Regions from separate parts of the Homo sapiens genome. Here region 1 is linked to region 2. Evidence: read pairs that join two places in POLR2A ChIA-PET (ENCODE). Cell type or tissue: PC-3. All regions are shown on one strand. Links, peaks and the distances in the headings refer to the core of each region. The heading gives the core; the rest is flanking DNA.

Region 1 (7,791 bases), core at 1,801-6,800, 520 kb after region 2:
GGGGATTGTGCCACTGCACTCTAGCCTGGGCGACAGAGCGAGATTCCGTCTCCAAAAAAAAAATACGGAGACATTGAGGATGACCACAAAGAATGCTTTAAGAATAACAGTATCTCTCCATGCAGAAGTTGAAGAATTTGATCATCTCACTAGCAGTGAAATCAGCAAAGAAATATTTGAGAGATTTCACTAACACCATGAATGCATTGGATTCATTTCTTTTCTTCACTGGGGTTCCCTTCTTTCTTTCCCCTGCAAACAGGGAGACGGTGGGTGTCATTGACATTATGTATGACTTTTTATTTTGTTTCTCCTCCTTCCTGACCCCTCCCCCACCCCATCTGAAGAGTGGGGCCATCATGATGTCACATTAAGCTAAGGGTATCCGTAAGGATAAAAGGCTGGGTGGGTACAAGGTCATGATTTATAATAGAAACACTTCTCCATGACCAGCATATTGTAAGCTCCACTTGATCAAGTTAATGTCGTGGCAAGTTACGTGTGTAATTTATTTCTTTGGGCGAAACTAGTCCTATAATAACGGTACACTTTATGTAAAATCTGTCAGCAGGCACTGAGTTAATAAAAAGACCATATCACCAAGACATTTATAGAACCAGATTCAGTACATCTTAGTAATTGATTCTTCCTTTGGTGATTTATTATTACTGTGAAGGCATATGGACTGATACTGGGTGTTCAGAATGAAAAGTAAAAAGATTCAATCTAGAATCTGGACCTTATGGCCTACCGTGCACCAAGCATTATCTGGCCTTTTCTAAATAGTATCAGCATGTTCCCAAGTCTCTGGAGGATGAAACACCCAGGCTGAAACTATCACTTGTCAGTCCTGAGTTTAGGGTATGTAGACATAGCTTAATACCATAACTCAGAAAGAAGAGGGGAAAGCCTTTAGCAAATAGGATAAATCCTTGTTAAGTTAGAGCTAATTACACAGCGTATATAAGACTTTCAGTGGTTTAAATTGAATTCCCTCTGAATTGTGAGGATCTTATTCATGAATAAGAGTCTGATTAGCTTTAGTAGCTTTTCCAAAGTATGTGTTCAGGAAAATAAGACCTGCCCTCAGAGGCTGAGTCTAGCAACTCAGTCTCATAAACGGATGTGTTTATTAGTTTGTAATGTAAGTCTATAAACTATAGCGTTTTTTGTTTTTGTTTTTGAGATAGGGTCTCACTCTGTTGTCCAGGTTGGAGTGTAGTGGTGCCATCACAGCTCACTGCAGCCTCGACCTCCTGGGCTCAGGTGATCCTCCTACCCAGCCTCCCGAGTAGTTGGGATTACGGGCACATGCCACCACGCCCAGCTAATTTTTCTATTTTTAGTACAGATGGGGTTTCGCCATGTTGCCCAGGCTGGTCTCAAACTCCTGGGCTCAAGTGATCTGCTTTGCCTAGGCCTCCCAAAGTGCTGGCATTTCAGGTGTGAGCCACCACTCCTAAACTACAACGTTTTTATTAGTGAATTAATTTTTCTTACAATAGTCCATTTTATATCAGATGATAATATTTTATATTGAATAAAATATCCTTTTCTTTTTCAAAAATTGTATCATTTAGGCCTTCCACAAAGTCAGACTACCCATCCACAGCACACACACTCATTCTCAAGTAATGAAATTGAACTGCACTATTATCATTATGCAAAGCTATGTAAAATAACACAAGTGCGTTAGGATGTATTTCACCCAGCTTTTGTCTACAGGAAAACCTGAGAAAAAAATGAAATGGGTGTCTATCCCTAATTCCTAACAGTAAATGTCCTTGCCTTTGGACCTTTCTGTGTTCTTGGACAGAGAGATCAAGGTGAAAAATATCAAGGAGTAAGAACAGACAAGGCTAAGATGAAAGAAGTTTGCCAACCACCTGCCAGATGGGAAAATCCTTACAGTTCATGAGCATCTGAATTTCCCAAGATTTTTTAGAGAGAGACATAAGTTATACATAGAAGATGAATTGCCTGAGCCTCTGAATCACAAACTCTCTAAGACCGCCTAATGTTATTTTTAAAAATGTATGAATACATACATCTTCATTTTTACTTTATAATCTGAGCTACAGAAAATTTACTACAGCATTATCACCCAGGCCTCATTACCTCTTGGTTAATTAGCTAACATTTGTAAAGTGCTTTGAAGATGAAAAGCATCATATAAATACTAAGAATTATTAAATAACATGAGGGGGAAATCATAAAATAGCTACATTGTTAACATTAATTTGTATTTTATCTGATTATCTTCTCCCTAGCATTTGACATTTAGGGCTGGACTATATATAAAGGCTGAGGAAGTTACAATGTCTATTACAGCTGCGCTCAGGATTTCAACTAGCTCCAAATTAATACTTGCCAAAAAACAAGTTTCAAGCAGAAACAAATCAACTGTCCAGAGATCGCCACTTATACTGGTTAAAGTGTTAACTAGTTAAGCAAACAATTTGCCCCCCGCCCCGCCCCACCCACAGTTAAAGGGAAAGCTCTGTTAATCCAGAGACTATTAATAAACATTTCTACGTCAAGAAAACACAAAATATACTCATGAATAGTGAGCTCAGCCAGACCATTTTGGTGTGAAACATGTGATTCCACTTTGCACCCACGGTACAGTTGCAGATCCTGCTGCTGAGTAGCTCAGGGCGGTATATTATGCAGTGTTGACTGTTCCGGACATTTTGCTGTCATCAAAGTGAGTTAAACAAACTTTTCTGAAGCTGCAGTTCCACTCCCCGTCATCTCACCTCTCCCTTCCCCCAATCCCAAACGGACAGGACAGGCAAACCTGCCTTAGAAAGTCTTTGGCAGCCTGCCAGGGACTGATACAAGGAGGGAAAAAAGCTATAGTAAAATATTATTTAAATATATGTATCATGAAAGCTTTCAATAAAACAGGAAGTAATAGATCAAGTACATTCAAAGTATTTGCAAACTGCTTAATTGGGTAAGGGCAAGTCAAACTCTTCTGATCACAGCAACTTCCTTATTGTAAAGCCCACTTCAGTGATACTGAAGTTAATCCCAAGTCCTGTAACAGGAAACGCATCCTTATTAAAGTAACATTAAGTGCTCCTTTTTTATTGATCTTTCCCTTCAGCTTAATGATAGAAACTTACTGATGTTTTAATAATAACCTCACAAGCTTTATCTCATTTTACTTTGCCTTGCTACTAAAAGATGCAGTGGAAACTAACTTAGCATAAACATTTTGCAGATGTCTTTAAAGGCCAGAGGGAGGTGAAAAAAAAAAGATTCAATTGAGCTGCATGTTAACAAAGATGGCTGAAAAACTAAAAGATAAAAGGGAGGCTCCAGTGTGAACATCAAAGAATTGTTAATGACAAGAAATACCATTAGGGTTAGCATCTCTTTTGTTTTAACCCTTTCACACCTGCAGTGTGTGGTGAGCTAAGCCTTTGTTCCAAAATCTGAATTACCTCCATTAGCATTTATAGAAAAATGGTTGCAAAACAACAGAAATGTACTTTTGATTCTCCCCCTTTGCTTGAAAAGTCAGAAATTAGCTAGGTATCTGTGGGTTTCCTTCTAGTTACTGGGTGTAACTATAGAGACTATAGAGGTGGAAGGTAATAGGTTGCAAATGAGTTTGGTTGAAATGTGAGAATAGCTTTGTAACTGAAAAACAGAAGTAATACCAGCAATGTGGAGAAGCTCACATAAGAAGCTCAGACATTAGCAATAGCAAAATCAGAGCGTGAAATTCAGATTAGCCCTCCCCAGGCTGTGAGAGGAAGGGGGTATTGCAAGACTTGGCATGGCTAAAGGTGTAACCTGTTTTATTTGGCCCCTGAAAAATTTTAACAGATGGTGGGACCAGCTGTCTTTTTCAGCCATTTAATAAACTCTTCGGTGGTAACAGTTTGGAAAGTGGGGGTTTTTCGTTTTAGGCCAGAGGAGAAAATAAAGAAATCTGTCCTAAATTGTCTTTGCCAAGTAGTAAAGCCTGGAAACATTTTGAAAAGTTAAAGACCAAAAAAAAAAAAAAAATCTAACAGACTATACAGTTGTCATTATATTTTTTAAGAGAGCAGCAATAAAAACAAATCTGCCAAATAAGATGACTAAATACTGGCCAAATGCATTTTGTATCAATCTTCTAATCTGGGTTTTAAATTTTGGTCTTTTAAAAAGAGATGCCTGGTTATCCTGTTTAAGGCTTATTGGCAAATTAACAGCACTTTAAGGCAACTATCCACAGCAGCACAAAAAGAAGCAAACTAAACATTTATTACAAGTTAGTACTCATAAGATAAATACTTACTCATAATGAAGGGGTGAATTCCCTCCAATTTACATAATTAGTCTAAAATGGCATAGAACCCTCCTAATCATGTCATGTAAATTACAGAATCCAGGCCAGACCTCAGGGAATGTGGAAAATGCTCATGTCAACTTATTTTCAGAACAGGATCTAAGAGATTTTGCAATTTTGTAAAATTGGGCATTTTTCCCCACCAATAAAATGGCAACTCTCAATTACGAGAGAAAGAGTTTACTTACAAAGATTCTCTCCAATGGCTACAAACACAACTCCTCTTTTTGCAAGTGTTCATGATTCCTGGCTGAGCAACAGCTACTTCCATGTGACAAAGCTTTGTTTGGCCCACAGGCCTATTATGGATACCAGATCTATATTGTCCCAAGTAAATTGCAACAGTAAAATGCAAACTCTTTTTAGGAGAGATTCAGACACCTCAGCCATTTGCAGCTTTCATTATGTGTAGTAAATCTCTTTTACTTAGATTCCAGCTTGCTTGCTTTCTGGACTGCTAGTGATGTTTGCTTCTAAAACAATTAGTAAAGTGTAGCTGGTTGAAGAAAGCATAATGAATAATCCTACCTGGAATAAGTTATACAGTCATCAAGCTAGTTACCAGAATTCCCAGAATGCCATTTCTAATTCCCCGACTGCCATGACAAATTGCAGTTCTTCTTTTAGGAACACTTTTTCTTTCTTTTTTTTTTTGAGACGGAGTTTCACTCTTGTTGCCCAGGCTGGAGTGCAATGGCGTGATCTTGGCTCACCGCAACCTCCGTCTCCCGGGTTCAAGCAATTCTCCTGCCTCAGCCTCCTGAGTAGCTGGGATTACAGGCATGCGCCACCACCCCGGCTAATTTTTTGCATTTTTAGTAAAGACGGGGTTTCTCCATGTTGGTCAGGCTGGTCTTGAACTCCCGACCTCAGGTGATCCACCTGCCTCGGCCTCCCAAAGTGCTGGGATTACAGGCATGAGCCACCAGGCCCGGCCAGGAACACTTTCTCTAGTCTGTAACACCAGCTATCATTCATGCAACACATTCTTACTGAGCACTTACTATGCTTCAAGCACTGGGTCAGCAGCTGAAATATCACGGTGACCAAGACAAACAAGATCCCTGCTCTCTTGGAGCTTACACGGCCTCACGTCTTCACTGGATAAGGAATGAGAGAAAAGAGAAAGGCCATAAACATAAAGCCCTTCACAGCAGAATGTTTAGGATCGATCTATGCAACTTCAAAACTATCTAAATGACACAGATGAGTTTGACAACTAAATGTGGGGGAAGGGGACTTGCCCTCACTTCAGGAGGAGCAATGGAAGAGATTGCAAGTTCATCTTAGCAACGCTTAGCAAAGCACCTGGCTTTTTTATTGTAACATTTTTGTTTTCCAGTCACTGGTTTCAAACAGACGTCACAAGCCTCTCACTAGAAAGTATGATCATCTAGAAATTATATAAATCTAGAAATTGTATGCATTTCCTTACATATTACAAAGTGCTTTACTAAATTTTGGGAATAGTTTCAAGGGGGAAAAATAAAGAAATGGAGCCTTACTTTATAGAAAGAGAAGCATTAGCCAGGCATGGTGGTGTGTTCCTGTAATACCAGCCACTGGAGAGGCTGAAACAGAAGGATCGCTTGAACCTGGGAGGTGGAGGTTGCAGCGAGCCGAGATCGTGCCACTGCACTCCAGCCTGGGCAACAGAGTGAGACTTCACCTAAAAAAAAAAAAAAAAAAAAGAAAGAAAGAAAGAAATAGAAGCATTAACACTGAGTAAAAGCCAGATTGATCTTGTGGCTAGAAGGCAGATACTTGCAACTATTTCTAGTCCCTACCTCCAAAACTTCAACACCTTTATGTCTATATGAACCAATGCGGGTACCAAAGTCATTTAAAGACTGACAGCATAGTGGCCGGGCGCGGTGGCTCACACCTGTAATCCCAGCACTTTGGGAGGCCAAGGCAGGCAGATCACGAGGTCAGGAGATCAAGACCATCCTGGCTAACAAGGTGAAACTCTGTCTCTACTAAAAATACAAAAAATTAGCCAGGCGTGGTGGCGGGCACCTGTAGTCCCAGCTACTCAGGAGGCTGAAGCAGGAGAGTGGCGTGAACCTGGGAAGCGGAGCTTGCAGTGAGCCGAGATCGTGCCACTACACTCCAGCCTGGGCGACAGAGCAAGACTCTGTCTCAAAAAATAAAAAAAAAAAAAAAAAAAAGACTGACAGCATGGCCAGGTATGGTGGCTTATGTCTATAATCCCAACACTTTGGGAGGTCAAGGTGGGCGGATCACTTGAGGTCAGGAGTTCAAGACCAGCCTGGGCAAAATGGTAAAACCCCATCTCTACTAAAAATACAAAAATTAGCCGGCATAATGGTGCACACCTGTAATCCCAGCTACTTGGGAGGCTGAGGCAGGAGAATCGCTTGAACCCGGCAGGTGGAGGTTGCAGTGAGCTGAGATCCCGCCACTGCACTCCAGCCTGGGGGACAGAGTGAAACTCCATCTAAAAAATATATATATAAAAAATAAAATAAATAAATAAATACTGACAGCAATTCTACCAGATTTTCCAGAATGTGGAAATGGAGTTTGCCCTGAACACATGAGAAAAATGAGGAAATTCATGTGAACTCAACTAAACCTGTGCTGGAAAATTTATCTGTTTCCCTGTAGGGTATTAACCTTTTATTTTTCTTTCAATATCATCAATCAACAGGTCATCTGGGCTTAGTGAACATGGGATTCAGGACTAGTTGCCAGCTTTAATGTTTTCAGGTCAACAAAGTTAGGATCCCTGTCTGTCTGCAAGGCAAGTGCTCTAGAAGTTGCTGCCTTGGCCAAGGTCTTAGATACCTATGTATAGGACACTGTCTGCTGTGGCTGGCCATGTCACCTTCACAGTGCCAGGCAGGTCACCAGCAGTGGTCACGGCCCAAGCAGCAACTAGTAGAGTAGCCCACAGAAAGGCAGCAACCCCTGGCCGGGCACCGTGGCTCACGTCTGTAATCCCAGCACTTTGGGAGGCAGAGGCAGGCGGATCACCTGAGGTCAGGAGTTCAAGACCAGCCTGGCCAACATGGAGAAACCCCGTCTCTACTAAAAATACAAAATTAGCTCGGTGTGGTGGCAAATGCCCGTAATCCCAACTATTCGGGAGGCTGAGGCAGGAGAATAGCTTGAACCCTGGAGGAGAAGGCAAAGGTTGCGGTGAGTCGAGACCGCGCCATTGCACTCCAGGCTGGGCAACAAGATCAAAACTCTGTCTCAAAAAAAATAAAAAAAAAAAAGAGAGAAAAAGAAAAGAAAAGCAGCAATCCCTAAGAATAATCTCAATGACACCTAAGTAGCAATCTGATAACAGACTAAGTTCACATATTTGCCCTGTCCCTAATGTCTCGCATAAATAAATGCTATATTTGACATCAATTTTTTTTTTTTTTTTTTTTTTTTTACTAAAAAGTCTCTTCTGGGATGGTAAACTGTAA
Region 2 (7,791 bases), core at 1,436-6,435:
AAACTCCTCTTTTGACATTTGGGTGTTTTAAAAAAAAAACCACTGTTTGCCAGCTTATACCCACAGTTTGCAGACGGCATCCATGACTACGAGAGGCTGGGGAGGGAAAGAAACTCCCATAATCCCTCTCGGTCTCTTTTCCCATTCAGTCTCCATCCATCTTCCCCAACCCTGATAGTCTCTGGCGATCTCTTGGTGATCTCACCTCTCATAACACCAGCTGGGGAGGCAATGAGCTGTGAGGATTGAGGCCTTCAGAGTTAGGCAGACCCAGGCTGGAAAAGCTGCCTCTTACTCATCCTTCCTAAGCCAGTTTTCTCATCTTTAAATGGCCTTGTTGGGTTGTTGTGAGAATTATATAAAATAAAGCATGCGAAGAGCCCAGCACAGTGGCAGTCACATTGCTGTTTTCCTGATTATTTCAAGCTCTGCCTTCTCTCCATCCCCAAATCCAAATTGTCTAGCCATGAACTCATGTCCAGGCTCTGGGTTCCACACCTCCAGTGGCTTAAAGACATTGAATGGAAGGCTTTCTCCTGTCAGACACTGTGCCAGACTCTTGATTTACATCACCTCAGCTATTGGAATTGTTCCCATTAGAGATGGAGAAGAGGCACAGAGAGATTGTGAAACTTTCCCAAAGCCACACAGCCAGATTCAAACTGAGATTTGTCTGACTTCAAGGAGCTCATACTTTTTGGGTCAAAATTTGGACTCATTATCCCTGAGTAGACCTGCTCCTCACCAGGGGAAGCATAAAAATTAAAAATTCCAAGTCCCTTTGAATTTTCCTTTCTTATCACCCCTAGCCCCACTCCCTATCCCCTCTCCCTTGCTGTCCTCCCCCACTCATATCTAACCAGTCATTATATTATCTATTCCTATTCCTTATTCCTCCAGTGTCCTTCTCCCCTCCTTCCACCATCACCCTGACTCAGTTCTCAAGCCCTGGGTGGGGACTCCTGACCTGCTTCCAGGAGGCACATTCTGCCCTGGTCTTCTTTGTAGGGTATAACATGGTGCTGAGCAGGACAGACCTGGGAGCCTGACTGCTGGCTGCAAATACTGGTTCCATCCCTTATTAATGGTGTGGCCATAGGCAAGTTACTGTAACCACTCTGTGCATTAGCTTCCTAATACCTACCTCAAAGGGGTGTCATGAAGATGAATTGAGTTAATCTTTAAAAAGCACTTGGAACTGCATCTGGAACACAGTAAGCAGTATATACAAATAAACCAATTGCAACCAGACCCCTGGTCCCAAAATGACAATTTTATTTGAGATTCTCTTAAGAAACTTCTAAACCCCAAAGAACTGAAGTCCAGGGTTGTGCCAAAACATCCACCCAGGCTGATCCCACTGCCTCCTGGAGAGCCCCTATGCTGGTTCTCTTGTTTGCTTTCTAGATTCTTGATTTAAGCCTCACATTCCTGCTTCTCAGCTGTGCAGCCCTCTCCTGTGACTCTCAGTCAGCTTGCAGGACCCCTTCAGGACTTCCTCCTCCAGGCAGTCTCCCCAGCCCACAGTGATGACCCCTGCTTGAGACTGGGAGTTTCTTGCACTTATTATTTTGTACTTAATTGCAACCTGCCACGTGATATTTGTTATATCGCTTTTTTTTTTTTTTTTGACATGGAGTTTTGCTCTTGTTGCCCAGGCTGGAGTGCAATGATGTGATCTTGGTTCACTGCAACCTCCGCCTCCTGGGTTCAAGTGATTCTCCTGCCTCAGCCTCCCAAGTAGCTGGGACTACAGGCATGCGTCAGCCTGCTCAGCTAATTTTGTATTTTTAGTAGAGATGGGGTTTCACCATGTTGGTCAGGCTGGTCTCCAACTCCTGACCTCAGGTGATCCACCCACCTCGGCCTCCCAAAGTGCTGGGATTACAGGTGTGAGCCACAGTGCCTGGCCCATAATGCATTCTTATACATTTTTATTTAACTTGTAACAATACTTATGCTTTGTCTACACAACTTAATTATAAGCTTCATGCCAGTAGAGACTTTTCCTTTTGCCTCTTTGTTTTCTCCACCGTGTCTAGGATAATATTTTGCACATGAGATACGTTCCCTAAACATTTGCCAATTGAATCATAAACCACTTTAAAACAAAAATAGCTGACATGAGGCTAAATATAACAAAATTAAGTGTTACTTGGTTTCTTAGTTTCATTTTGCAAATTTTTGTTTCATTTTGAAAGTTTGGAAGTCTTTAATTAGAAATGCATTTATCCTACATGGTACTTTGAAACCAAAGATGTTAGAGTGACACCACTTTATTGTTTTCTTGAAGTGTTAAGTGATGTGTAAATAGAATATTGTTTGACTAATTTTTTTTTACATTTGTATATTTTAAGGTATGGGGAGGGTGGTTTTTGAAATACGGCTAAAAGTCAAGTGAGAAGAATATACATTATCACCTAATTTAATTTTAAGATTAGACTGAAGCACAAGAAACCTCAGCATCATTTAGTTCTCCTTCATGTTGTATGGAACCAGTAATCTAATACCTATCCTGAGAATCTGTCGGCTTCTCTCTTTCTTTTCTCGCCCTACTCTAGTAATTATTTTAACTTTCAATATCCCTTCACGAGTAGGTTTTTGTCATTTTGAGATACCCCCACATCTTTTCAATCAAAAGGCAGAGTGGGAGGAGAGGAGGAAAAAGAGGAGGAAAGAAGTACAGCTATTTTTTATGTCTAGCACAACTCTCTAATATTGCAGACAGGAACCAAGTACTTTACTGGTGCATGTCATTTATTCAGTCTTCTTAATCTTCTCTTTGTAGTGAAAAATCCTAGATTCTTGAGCTTTTCTCAGAACGTATTTATGACTTTAATCATCCGGGTTGCTCTCTTTGGAACCTTTTCCAGTTTCACAATAAAAACAATTTAACAGAGTTTCTGAGCCCTAGTGTTTTTTCTTTAGAAAAAGAGCACTTGCTTCACTGGAATTTATCCTCCTTCCCTTTCTTCCCCACTTCTTCACTTTCTTTTTAGTGTAAAGCTGAATTATACGAGAATTAAAGAAGTCATTTGCTTCTGTTCATTCTTGATCTGTGTGTGTGTGTGTGTGTGTGCGTGTGTACAGTCTTAGCTCAAAAGAACAAACTTTAGCCAATAAGTTAAGCCAATAGTGAGAAATATCTCAACTCCCCTCCTGGACTGGGGCTTGAGGCTCTTGGAGCCTTGCCTGATGGAGAAATTTGAATGAGCTTATGGTGAAAACATGGCTTACAGTATGTGGATCCTAAAGCCCTTTCACCCCATCTCCTCTAGTGAACCAATGTTGTTTTTGCCCACTCAACATCCTTTCTCCTTTCCTCTGGGAGAGGAAGGCGCAGGAGTCCCATTTCCCATGGGGAGTCCTTGTGGCTTGACTGGGGCAGACACTGCTCACATCTCACAGGAGTAGGCAGTGACTCCAGCCTGGCCAATCAGAGAGCTCCATTTCCCAATTCGCAGTGATTGGTTCAGGGCTAGACACATGACCAAAGCCAGATCAGTTGGAGTTTTCCTTGGGACACTTCTTTTTGTGCTGTTCTGCCAGTGGAGGGGACTAACTTTATGGATTAGCAATCTTGGGTTGCTGTGGCCACCTTGTTTCTCAGGTGGAGAGAGCCTGTTAGAAAGATGGGGAGAGAGAGAGAGAGAGAGAGCGCTCTGATGAAATCCTGTGAGTGATGCCTGAAGTCAGTCAGTATAGCCCTGGACATGTCTGAAATATGAGTCAAGAAACCACCTTTGGAAAAAAAAAAAAAAAAAAAAGCTGGTTTGAGACATGTTTTTGTCACTTATACACAGTTTCTGACTAATACACTTGTCATTTTATAATGAGGACATTGAGCCACAGAGTGGTGAAGCGTCTGCCATAGCCTCCTAATTAGAATTTTTGCTGCCATGTTGGCATTATCCCATTTCCTTCACTTTCAGCCCACCACTCCCCTTTTCCCTGTGATGCCAGAATGCTCTTTCTAAACCTCGTACGTGGTTGTCTAATTGAGCTCTTTTTTTTTTTTTTTCTTTTGAGGCAAAGTCGCTCAGTCACCCAGGCTAGAGTGCAATGACATGATCTCGGCTCACTGCAACTTCCGCCTCCCAGGTTCAAGTGATTCTCGTGCCTCGGCCTCCCCAGTAGCTGGGATTACAGGTGCCTACCACCACACCTGGGTAATTTTTATATTTTAAGTAGAGGCGGCGTTTCACCATGTTGGCCAGTCTGATCTCGAAGTCCTGACCTCGAGTGATCCATCCACCTCAGCCTCCCAAAGTGCTGGGATTACAGGCATGAGCCACCATGCCTGGCCTGATTGAGCTCTTTATGATAAAACTCTTTGATGACTCTCCAGTTGCGTATGCTGAATACAGCTGAAGCTTCCCAGCATGGCATACGTGATCTCACAGTCAGGTCTCTGTCCCACACGACTGCCTCTGCTTCTCCTTGGTATTTATGCTCCAGCTATTCTAAAATACTTAAGGTTCCCCAAACATGCCATGCCATTTTAAACTGCTTTCTTTTGCCACCTAGAATTCCCTCTGTCCGGAATGCTCTTCGTGTTCTATGCTAATTTTGAGCTTTTTATTTGTCCTTCAAAATTAATCCAGTTAAAACAAAAGTCAACCCAGTCATCATCCCTCTCCCTGAAGGAGCTTAGAAACTAACAGTAATTCAAGTGACTTCCTTGAGATGACTTGGCTGGTAGTCAGAACTGGAACCCAAGTCTCCTGACTTCCAGCCCATTGCTCTCCTACTGCCCTATGATAGATTTAACCTGGAAAAGATCCAGTGGACGCTTATTTCTCCTCTGTTTATGCAAGTACATCAGTTGCACTGGATCACCCTTATTCCCCACCCTGGCATCTCGATGGCAGCAGCAGACTTCGTTGTACAGAATTTTAAATGTGCCACCAATTATGTGCTGTCTTTCAGGTTGTGCTAATAGCATAAAATGTACGATGCTGAATGTGTTTCTCTAATCTATTCATGTATAATGGTAGCTCCCGGCTCTTAGCATCTGGCCTGCTAACTGCATAGTAAATAATAGTAAACATGCTGCAAGTCTTAATGAACTACTTGTCTAAAATTATTTCTGTAAAATCAGAATACTATTGTTGCTATCAATAAAAACAGCCATTGTGGACGGGTGCCTGGGCCCCACTCTGGCCCAATTAAATAAGAATTGCTGAGGGTGAAGCCAGGCCTTGTGATTGTGAAAGCTTCTGTGGTGATTCCAATGTACAGTCAGGGTTGAGAATCACTGGGCTCATCAGTTCCTCCTTGAGAGGAGGCCTAAGCAGGATTGACAAAAGTTTTAAGCTATGGAACCAAAATAAGGTCATAAGGGGAAGATGTGACATTTTAAAAGAGTTATAAAATATATTTACTTTTTGGCTGATTTGGGGCACACTGCCTAGGAGTTAGGCCATCTCTGGAAAGATATTTTTTAGAAAAGAAAAAATAATTATACATGTATATATGTATATATATGTGTGTATATATATGTATATATGTGTGTGTGTGTATATAGATATGTACTTTTTAATTGCTAAAGCTAGATGTTGTCTGTATACTAAACATCATTTTCTTTGTTTCTGTATTTTTTCCTCATTAAAATATCATTATAAAGTGCTGCCTTATTGCCAGGAAAACAGAGAGGAGTTCACCTAGTTAGCTTAACCTTTCCTGGAGACTTTGTTCTACTTGATCACACTTTGTGTTCCTAACTCTCCTCATTCCTGCAGTGGTGAGAATACAAAAAAATTCTACAAAATGCTCTGTTGGCTTCTTTCCCCTCTTCCCTTTGCCTCTCCAGGGTAGCACTGGTCTGTACATTGTATCTAAATGCACTAACTGAACCCGTTTTGTTTTTACATTTAACTCCTCGTAAGTGATAGATATCTTCTCTAGTTAAAGCAATCTGTACAATATTTAAAAGTTTACAGTTTTAACAAAATCATCCTTGCTTAGTTTTGCTTTGTGCCTGGTATACACAACATCAGGCTCAGGATATTCAGAGTTCATATATGCCTTGGCAAGTGGTAGCAGGGCTTTCCTGGCTTTGGGGATCAGGTATGGAAATCCAAACTCCTCAAAATGTGTTCTGTGCTTCTGAATGCTGTTTTATTGTTTTACTCTCTCTGCAAACATCCTACGAGTCTTTTACTTTTTTTTTTTTTTTTTTTTTTGAGACAGAGTCTTGCTCTGTTGCCCAGGCTGGAGTGCGGTGGTGCAATCTTTGGCTTACTGCAACCTCTGCCTCCTGGGCTCAAGCGATCCTCCTGCCTCAGGCCCCCAAGTAGCTGGGATTACAGGTGCATGCCACCACACCTGGCTAACTTTTTGTATTTTTAGTAGAGATGGGGTTTCACCATGTTGGCCAGGCTGGTCTCGAACTCCTGACCTCAAGTGATACACCTGCCTTGGCCTCCCAAAGTGCTGGGATGACAGGTGTGAGCCCCGTACCTGGTCATGATACAAGTCTTAATGAACTACTTGTATAAAATCATCTCCTTTCCTTTTGACTGGGAGTAGAAGTCCTATTTTATATGAGGAGCCCATTCCATATGGCTTGAGCAGGGCAGCCCCTGCCCTTATCTCATAGGAGGAGGATTTGACTTAGACCTGGACAATCAGAGAGCTCCATTTCTCCATTCATAATGATCTTTGTGATTCATAAGGAACTCTGGTCATAGTGATTCATAGTGAACTCTGGTTCAGAGTTTCCTGTGTCCACCTCTTCACTTTTCTTTTACGGTGGAGAAATTGATTCCTGCACTTCCCACCCATGGAACTCAGTGCCCAAGCCATGGCAATATGTCAAACGAGAAACACATCCATGAATCCCTCCACAATGAGTTATGAATGAAATAAAACAGACATAGCCCATGTTCTAGTGTCTGTAGAGAATGAAACAGAAGTTCATTTTAAAGTGATACTAAATTCACAGTAGCTTGTGCTATATGTTTTTCAATACCAGATAGTGAAAGTAAGCCTCTGTTATGGTAAGAGGTGGGGTAAAAAAAAAAAAAAGCATACATTTTTTGGCTTTGAAAAATGAGTCTTTCTCTGGAAATGGTGGGAACCATTGTTGTGCATAAAGACACTGGTGCAGTGGTGTTCCTTATACTCTCCCTTTACAGGCCACACAATGATGAGTTTAGAGCAGGGCTTCTGAATTTGAGGGACACAACATACTCCCCTCAAACACAAGGGCTCATTGCCACAGTGATCCTCAACTAGTGCTCTGCATGCTCCTAAGGAGAATAATTGGAATCTAAGGGTGGCCTGGGACATCGTGGTAGGCATAGATGACTGGAAAAGAGTCACCATGGTGATGTTTATATCTCTATCCCTGTTCAGAATGTCGGAGAATGTGATTTGAGACCTGAACCGTAATTGCTACTTAATGGCAAAACCAAGAGAGTAAAACAGCTCAGGTACTGTTTAGTTCCTGCTCCTTGTTTTGCCTAACCCACTGTTCCTTCCTTCATTTGTTCATCAAAATTTTGCTGAGTGCCTCTTATGGGCCAGATACTGTACTACTAGGCAATGGGGTTATAAAGGGAGCAAGACAGACAAGGTTAATATCAAAAAGAGATCTTGTATAATGGAGACGTTACTGCGAATGAAGAAGCCTGAGAAAGCGCTTTTGAACAGGAGAGTTCGTTAGCTGCAGGATATGGTAGTCAGGTGAACAATGTGTTTTCCAGGAACCACTACGACTTTCTCCAAATGGCTTTGTTTTACAGATTTTTCTCCCAACTCTGACACCTATTTTTATCCTTGAAAAGG

What was found. Peaks named below come from ENCODE experiments on the same cell type or tissue, not always from the same donor. Only the 100,000 strongest peaks of a DNase experiment are listed, where the experiment ranks them.
Region 1: POLR2A ChIA-PET joins it to region 2 with 13 read pairs; 2 of 35 experiments call an interaction of 5 or more read pairs at or near these places.

What each region holds. Positions count from the first base shown.
Region 1 is chr2:170,677,043-170,684,833 of GRCh38, forward strand. LOC100130256 (a long non-coding RNA gene) reads right to left here. Exons shown (of 10, transcript NR_187629.1): 2 at 5,854-6,017; 3 at 5,353-5,448. Among named protein-coding and RNA genes, the nearest start is that of LINC01124, 34 kb to the right of the region's middle. RefSeq lists enhancers at 3,263-3,812, 4,913-5,462 and a silencer at 4,583-4,783. In PC-3, for the core only: no CTCF peak of the experiment used is centred there; no DNase peak of the experiment used is centred there.
Region 2 is chr2:170,158,632-170,166,422 of GRCh38, forward strand. No RefSeq gene overlaps it. Among named protein-coding and RNA genes, the nearest start is that of MYO3B, 16 kb to the right of the region's middle. In PC-3, for the core only: no CTCF peak of the experiment used is centred there; a DNase peak (open chromatin) is centred at 3,750; H3K27ac peaks cover 1,080 bases.